Regions from separate parts of the Homo sapiens genome. Here region 1 is linked to region 2. A link is an interaction called in ENCODE POLR2A ChIA-PET data of the cell type or tissue named here. Cell type or tissue: PC-9. All regions are shown on one strand. Each heading gives the region's core, and the rest is flanking DNA. Links, peaks and the distances in the headings are about the cores only. Region 1 overlaps SLMAP (sarcolemma associated protein). Region 2 overlaps FLNB (filamin B).

Evidence for each region. Peaks named below come from ENCODE experiments on the same cell type or tissue, not always from the same donor. Only the 100,000 strongest peaks of a DNase experiment are listed, where the experiment ranks them.
Region 1: POLR2A ChIA-PET joins it to region 2 with 6 read pairs; 3 of 35 experiments call an interaction of 5 or more read pairs at or near these places.

What each region holds. Positions count from the first base shown.
Region 1 is chr3:57,881,025-57,885,417 of GRCh38, reverse strand. The region is part of intron 14 of SLMAP (sarcolemma associated protein); the gene reads right to left. Among named protein-coding and RNA genes, the nearest start is that of FLNB, 130 kb to the left of the region's middle. In PC-9, for the core only: no CTCF peak of the experiment used is centred there; no DNase peak of the experiment used is centred there; H3K27ac peaks cover 482 bases.
Region 2 is chr3:58,026,390-58,030,782 of GRCh38, reverse strand. All of the region lies in intron 1 of FLNB (filamin B), which reads right to left. Among named protein-coding and RNA genes, the nearest start is that of FLNB, 20 kb to the right of the region's middle. In PC-9, for the core only: no CTCF peak of the experiment used is centred there; no DNase peak of the experiment used is centred there; H3K27ac peaks cover 729 bases.

The DNA of each region.
Region 1 (4,393 bases), core at 129-4,128, 150 kb after region 2:
AACAACAACAACAAAACAAAACAAAACAACAACAACAACAAACAAGCTGGCTGGGTGCAGTGGCTCACGCCTGTAATCTCAGCACTTTGGGAGGCCAAGGCGGGCATCACCTGAGGTCGGGAGTTCGAGACCAGACTGACCAACATGGAGAAACCTTGTCTCTACTAAAAATACAAATTTAGCCGGGCGTGGTGGTGGGTGCCTATAATCCCAGCTACTCAGGAGGCTGAGGCAGGAGAATTGCTTGAACCTGGGTGGTGGAGGTTGTGGTGAGCCGAGACTGTGCCATTGCACTCCAGCCTGGGCAACAAGAGCGAAACTCCGTTTCAAAAAAAAAAAAAAAAAATTTCTGCTTCTTACCTTTTTCCTATTTCTTCCCTACTCACATTTTTCTGTGTGTGTTTTTTTGTTTGTTTTTTGGTTTGATCTCTGTCTTTGTCAAGAAAGAATTTCCTCAAAAGTCTGATCTTGGCTTTCTCTTCATATTCAAGGGTGAGGCAATAAGAAGCTGACAAAGTCTTACATGCATTTGCAGGGCTTATTACACCCACTGGGCCACACAATGGCAGTTTGTTGGGAGACTTTTATTTTTTTATTTTATTTTTTTTTGAGACAAGGTCTGGCTCTATCACCCAGGCTGGAGTGCAGTGGCGTGATCTCTGCCCACTGCAATCTCCACCTTCTGGGCTCAAGCCATCCTCCCACCTCAGCCTCCCAAGTAGCTGGAACTACAGGTACACACCACCATGCCCGGCTGATTCTTTGCATTTTTTGTAGAGACGTGGTTTCGCCATGTTGCCCAAGCTGGTCTCGAACTCCTGAGCTCAAGCAATCTGCCCACCTTGGCCTCCCAAATTGCTATTTAAGTTATTTAAACACTTTGGGACAGTTTAAATATCAGTATCAATATGTGTTTCTCTTTGTCTGATTGGTTTCTCTGGAGTAGAGCCCTGCAGCTGCCTTTCTGGGGAATATAAGCCTGTTGACGAGCATTCTGATTCAGTACAGAGACTTTCATTTAACTCTCCCACTTTTCCCCAGTGAGATGCTCATACCTACCCCCTCAGACATATCTGAAATACCCCAGTCTACAGACTCTCCATTTCAGCCTCCAGAGAGCAAACCTTCAGTCTTTCTGAATAAAGAAAGAGATACTTGTCTGTCTGCATGGACAAGAATACAAAGTATCAGCCTGGTGTGGTGGCTCACGCCTATAATCCCAGCACATTGGGAGACCGAGGCAGGCAGATCGCTTGAGCCCAGGAGCTCGAAACCAGCCTGGGCAACATGACAAAACCCTGTCTCTACTAAAAATAGAAAAATTAACTGGGTGTGGTGACGTATGCCCTTAGTCTCAACTACTTGGGAGGCTGAGATGGGAGGATCGATACCTGCGAGGTTGTGGCTGCAGTGAGCCAAGATCATGCCACTGTACTACAGCCTAGGCAGCAGAGATCCTGTCTCAAAAAAAAAAAAAAAAGAAAGAAAAGAAAAAAGAAGAAGAAAAATAAGAAAATAGTTCAAATTATTCCTTATATAAACTTTTAATCCTGTTTTTAGCAACCATGCATTCCTGCCCTACCTGACAGGTATTAAGTGCCCCTTAGCCACAGTTTTAACTTGGTTTTCTGAAGTTTCCTTTACCCCATTGCAGGCCTTCAGAAAAGAGAAAGTGGAAACCCATATCTCTTACTACTCAATTGTATGTTTCACATTTTCCAAAATTTTGTTGGCATCTATTATCCACTGTAGTCTTCTCTCCCATTCTCTTGTGCTTGTGACTTATGCTTTTTATAATATTTTACTATGAATGGGTCCATTCACCGTATTTAATCAAGTTTACTGCCTCCCTTTGGAAACACTACTACTTTAACTTCTAGGATATCACTCACTCCTACTTTTATGTGCTTGTTCATTCCTTCCTTCTTAGGCTTTTATTGCCTTTCCCTTTCTCTGATTATAATCTAAATATGTGCATTAGCCTTTAAGATCTCTGTCAGCAACAACAACAACATTTTTTAATGGCTTTAACTACCTTGAGTAATTTCTAAATGTTGATGTTAAGTCTAGCATTCTTTGGCCCCAGGACCCTATTGTCCATTGTCCAACTACTTTCCAAACATCTTCACCCAGAAATACCACTGGGACTTAAATCTCACCATGTCTAAAACTGAAATTATCTTCTCTTCCTTTCTCCTAAATATGTTTGGAATCTCTCCTCACTAAGCCTCTATTCCTATCTCTCTTAAGGTATATTGCAACTATTCATTATGTCTACCTTGCCCAACTTACTATGAATTCCTTGAGGGAATATACTCATTCTTTCAAATATTTACTATGCACCAGGCACTCACTGTGGATTACCAAGATAAATGAGAGAAATATAGGAATTTAGGGTCTGGTGAAAGTAGAGAAGTTTTTTTTTTTAATAATTTAATTCCCAACACACTTCTGACACATAATAGTTGTTTGCAAATGCCTGTTACATGAACACAGCAGATAATAAAATAGTATAAACACAAATAGCTTTGAAAGCTATTCTAGTCTTTCTCTAGTATGTTGAAGATCTACATACTGACATGTTTAAAAATTATAAACACATATCAGAAGATTGTAATTTATTGCTCCAAACTCTCTCACCCTTAGAAAAAAATCTGAAGTTCCTATCATGGCCTACAAGGTCCCTTGAGATCTATCCCAGGGGTCAGTCAACTATACCCCCACAGGGCCAAATCCAACCTGCTGCCTGTTTAGCAAATAAAGTTTTATGAGAACACAGCCAGGTCCATTCATTTGCATATTGTCCATGGCTAATTTCCCTTATAATGGCAGAACTGAGTAGCTGCCAAGAGACCTTACAGCCTGCAAAGACTAAAATATTTACTATCTGGCCTTTTATTTTAAAAAGGTGTTTAAGTTCTTCTAAAACTCCAATCTCAGTCTTAGGGTTTCATATGGTTTTTATTTCACACACTTTCTCCAGACACACATACAACTCAGCTTAGTCCCATATCTGTTCAGCCACATTACTACCTTTATTGTTCCCTATCCCCTTACAGTCTTTGTTTTCTTCAGTGGACTCATCACTTCCTAACATATTAATTTTTTGGTTTATTATTTTTTGTCTCCTCAAGAGCTTGTAAACTCCATGAAGGCAAAGCCTTCTTTGTCTTACTCACTTCTAATAACCCCAACAGTTAAAATAATGCCTGGTACATACATGTTTAATTAATCTTTGTAGAATGAATCAATTGAGCATCTATGTTTAAAGGGATCAAAAGAAAAAATTATTTGAGTGTTTCCTCATCCTAAAAAAAGGATTAAATAATATATATAAAAAGTTTGAACAGTACTGGTTTATAAGTACTAAATAATGATTAGCTGCATTTATTTATTTATTTATTTATTTAAGATATGGCATCTTGCTACATTGACCAGGCTGGAGTACTGTGGCTTTTCACAGCATGATCACTGTGAACTGCAGCCTCTAACTCCCGGGCTCAAGCGATCCTCTGGCCTCAGCCTCCCAGTTGGTTGAGACTACAGGCATTAATCACTGCTCCTGGCTAATTAGCTGCTATTATCACCATTGAAATTATTTAAAGTTATATTTTCAAATCTTGTGAATCACTAGAGGCCTGTAAATAAAGAAAAAATATATTTTGGCCGGGTGCAGCAGCTCATGCCTGTAATCCCAGCACTTTGGGAGGCCGAGGTGGGCGCATCACGAGGTCAAGATCGAGACCATCCTGGCCAACACTGTGAAACCCTGTCTCTACTAAAAATACAAAAATTAGCCGGGCATAGTGGCACGTGCCTGTAGTCCCAGCTACTCGGGAGGCTGAGGCAGGAGAATCGCTTGAACCCAGGAGGTGGAGGTTGCAGTGAGCCGAGATCGCACCACTGCGCTCCAGCCTGGCGAACAGAGCAAGACTCCGTCTCAAAAAATAATAATAAATAAAAAATCTAGTTTAAAACAGTCTGTAACCACTGAGTCTCCAACTTGGTGTAGAGACCTCAATGCTTTGGGAGTCACAAGTGTAATACATACAATCGAGGTGAGATCAGAGATCTCTGCCTCTCACTTTACCCCTTCAGAGACTCAAGAAAGAATTTTCCTGTCATGATAACTGCAGGTCTTCAAAGACCTATCTAACTTGGTACAACTCAAAGAGCGATAGAGTAGAAGGCTTTCTTTCTTCTTTTTTAAAACTTTTTTTTTTTGAGATGGAGTCTCGCTCTGTCATCCAGGCTGGAGTACAGTGGCATTATCTCAGCTCACTGCAACCTCTGTCTCCTGGGTTCAAGTGATTCTCCTGCCTCAGCCTCCTGAGTAGCTGGGATTACAGGCGCGCGCCACCATGCCTGGCTAATTTTTGTATTTTTAGTAGAC
Region 2 (4,393 bases), core at 275-4,274:
CCCACCTCAGCCACCCGAGTAGCTGGGACAACAGGCGCCTGCTACCACGCCTAGCTAATTTTTGTATTTTTAGTAGAGATGGGGTTTCACCATACTGGCCAGGCTGATCTGGAACTCCTGGCCTCAAGTGATCTGTCCACCTTGGCATTATGAAGTGCTGGGATTACAGGCATGAGCCACCGTGCCCGGCCCCTCCTAGATTCCTGATAGGAGTCTGGATCCATCCCCTCCAGATAGGACCCATGGGCCTCAAAAGAAGCGACTCCATCCATCCCTGGCTCTGGGAAGGCCTGATTGGTCAGAGTGGAGTTCTCACAGGAACTCTACTATGGTAAACCACAGGAGAACCAGCTTTAGGATGAAAGAAACCAACAGAGCAGAGACCCAAAAAACTTGGGTTCTTGATGACATCATTTAGATGCTGGATCCCTGAAACCCATAACTTGCTCTGCATCTAGGCTTGCTGACATGAGCCAATCATTTTCCTTCTATGTGAGCCAGTTTTCAGTTCCTTGCAGCTGAAAGGATTCTAACTGCCCTACTTCCCTCCTTGAAGTCTATTCTTGCTATCCGATTCACCCCATACACAATGTCTCAGGGCTCATGGTGCCATTTGTCTCAAACTCTGTATCTCTTCTGAGTGTCCTGGTGCCATTAGCATGTTCTAACAAAGCTGAAACCTGATATCTCCTTTGCCTCGCTTACTACCAGCCTAGAGTAATATAAACCTGGCCCTTTCCATTGGGGAAGTGTAAGATTACCCATTAGCACATCCTGACTTCTTCCCATGTCTCAGGCACTTTACAATTTAGCTCGTTAAATCTTCACACCCACTGTTTCAGATAGAAACTATGATTATTCCCAGTTTATAGATGAGAGCAGTGAGGACGGAGGCCTCAGAGAAAGCATGTACACTCAGTCAATTCCAGATTCAATCCCAGAGGTGCCTGACTCCCAAATTCTCATTCTTGGCTGGACGCAGTGGCTCCCCCCTATAATCCCAGCACTTTGGGAGGCCGGGGAGGTCGGGGGGGTTGGGATCATGGGGTCAGTAGTTCGAGACCAGCCTGGCCAACATGGTGAAACCCCATCTTTACTAAAAATACAAAAAATTAGCCAGGCATGGTGGCAGGTGCCTGTATTCCCAGCTACTTGGAGGCTAAGGCAGGAGAATCGCTTGACACCAGGAGGTGAAGACTGCAGTGAGCCGAGATCGAGCCATTGCACTCCAGCCTGGGCGACAGAGCAAGACTCTTGAGACAAAAAAAAAAAAAAAGAATTCTCATTCTTAATCACAACTTCCCTTCTCCCAAAAAACCCAACAGAAGAAAGGGGGCCCTAAGCTACCAGCAGAACAGAAAAATCAGACTGAGCTTCATATCCCATTATCCCAAAGAACACCATTCATTCCCAGAGATTAGCAGTATGAGGCTTTTTAGAGGCCTAATTCTGGTGTATATCTTGCTTTGCAGAGAGTATAGAACATGCTAATCTGAGGGGGGAAATATGAGTGTTGCAAGAGTATTTCAGGCCATTTTGTTATATCTTATCTATTTACAATTGTCACAGACTCCAAGAGAACCTAAAACTCAAATCAGCTTTTAGGAAAAGAGAAAGTTAGTTACCACTACATAAAGGGTTAAGATGGATCATTGTCATAACACCATAAAAACAACAAACAATGACACAAATTTATTTTAAGAGACAAGGTCTCACTCTGTCACTCCGGCTTCAGTGCAGTGACCTGATTATAGTTCACTGCAGCTTGGAATTCCTGGGCTCAAGGGATCCTCCTGCCCCAGCCTCCCAAGTAGCTAGGATTACAGGCACATACCACCATACCCAGCTAATTTATTAAAATGTTTTTGGCCAGGTGCAGTGGCTATCGCCTGTAATCCCAACACTTTGTGAGACTGAGATGGGTGGATCACCTGAGGTCAGGAGTTCAAGACCAGCCTGATCGACATGGTGAAATCCCACCTCCACTAAAAAAAATACAAAATTAGCTGGGTGTGGTGGTACATGCCTGTAATCCCAGCTACTTGGGAGGCTGAGGCAGGAGAATTGCTTGAACCAGGGAGGCGGAGGTTGCAGTGAGCTGAGATCATGCCATTGCACTCTAGCCTGGGCAACAAGAGCGAAACTTTGTCTCAAAAAAAAAAAAAAGAAAAGAAAAAAAAATTTTTTTTGGTAGAGATAAGGTCTCCCATGTTGCCCAGGCTGGTCTCAAACTCCTGGCCACAAGTGATTCTCCAGCCTCAGCCTCCCAAAGTGCTGGGATTACAGGCATGAGCCACTGCACCCAGCCAACACAACTTTAATGTATTTAGAGCTTCTCTAGAATCATTCTGGAATGAAATAGATTTATATTTCATGGGAAATTTAAATTAAAAAAAATTCTAAACAACTCTTATTTGTAGACCCCATGTACACATGACAGAATTTAGTCCTGTGATTTTCCTATTAAACCCCTGCAGCCTGTTCGATCTTCGTTTGTATTCAATATTCTATGACCACCTCCCCACTACTAGACCACAAGCAACCAGAAGTCAGTGAACAAGTCCCAATCCCCTCTATACTCCTAGCCCCTCTACACCCCTGGCACATGGTAATGGCTGCATAAGTATCCAAACAAAGCATCTATACATTACTACTCTGAGCTCTTGGTCACACTCAGGCACTTTGCATCACAAAAAGACGTTATTCTCTTCCCAGTTCTCCTAGTTCTTTCTCAATCCTCCTGAGCAGGTCAAGGAAAAGGCTCAATGTAGTGCTAGGTTACCTTCAACACCTCTCCATCTCTTGCTAATTTCCCTTTTTAACCAAAAGAGAGTATGCCTCATGTTGTGAACAGGCAACAGTGCTGGCTGGAATTTAATAACTGTTTGGGGTTTATTTATGGTTACCTTCCATTTACCTAGTGACGCTGTTTTTCCGTTATTATAGTGACACAAAGTCTCCTTTTCAAATACATTTGTTTTACAAGTGAGTCAACTGCAGGGGAAAATAATATTAAGTGAAAAATGAAATAGAGACAGCCGTGGGATATGGCAAAATAGTAAAGGTGGTTCCTTTACAAATGATTGAAGCTTGGGGGACACAGACCTAGTCTAGTTCTCCCATTTTATAGATGGGGCAAAAGGTTCAGGCGAGGGCCCCAGTGATGGTAGAGGTAGACCTAGGAGTAAGAGCCAGGGTCTGGGCCAGGCGCGGTGGCTCATGCCTGTAATCCCAGCACTTTGGGAGGCCGAGGTGGGCAGATCAATTGAGGCCAGGAATTCAAAGCCAGCCTGGCCAACATGGTGAAACCTCGTTGATACTAAAAATACAAAAGTTAGCTGAGGCCAGGCACGGTGGCTCACACCTGTAATCCTAACACTTTGGGAGGCTGAGGCAGGCGGACCGGGCCACCGCACTCCAACCTGGGTGACAGTGAGCCTCTATCTCAAAAAAAAAAAAAGAATTAGCTGGGCATAGTGGTGCACGCCTGTAATCCCAGCTACTCAGGGGGCTGAGGCAGGAGAATCCCTTGAACCTGGGAGGCGGAGGTTGTGGTGAGCCGAGATCGCGCCACTGCACTCCAGACTGGGTGACAGAGGGAGACCCTGTCTGGAAAAAAAAAAAAGAGCCAGAGTCTAAGTCCGGACATCTGCCTGGGACCTGCAATCTTGCCAAATCCAGCATGTCCTACACCTTTCCCAGAAACAGAAACGGGTCTCCAGAAGGGGAGTGGGTTAACATCAGCTGATCATACTGATAATGCCTAAATGACAGTCACCTTTAGTAGCTGGAGAAACAAAAGCCGTTGTGCAAGTGTTTTAAATTTTTGCCCCATCACATGGAAAAAGTACCCAGGCTGACGAATTTCTTCCCATCATTAAAACATAAAGATCTGCATTAGTCACTCAGTGAAGTAAAACCCACACAAATTCTACCTTTGGGAAAGGTGTTGGGCGTTCCCTGGCTACACCAGAGATGGCCTAAAACTGACATTTGGTAGCGCTGCAGTATTAGAAATCTGGCCCAATTATGAACAGCAGGCAGCTGGTGTCCAAGGAGTAACTGGGGGAAGTACACGGTTCATGCAAGACACAGACAGATTCCTTCTATCCATCAGGGCAAAGACTAATACTCGCCAACTCCTCAAGAGAACCGAAAATACTGGCCCCCAACCTCCCATATCCATTCCTGTCCCAGGAGCCACAGAATTCCCTGTTGGCAGCCTCCTCTGTCACCCTAGCCCAGCGACTTTGATGCTGTTTGTACAGGGCATAACCCAGAAGTCCAGTTTCCAAGCACTAACCACTGTAAAAATATTGTCGCCAGCTCCATGACACCAAGTTGGATAGTGCGGGGGTTTACCACCACACCCAGGGCAGCAAAAATTTTGACA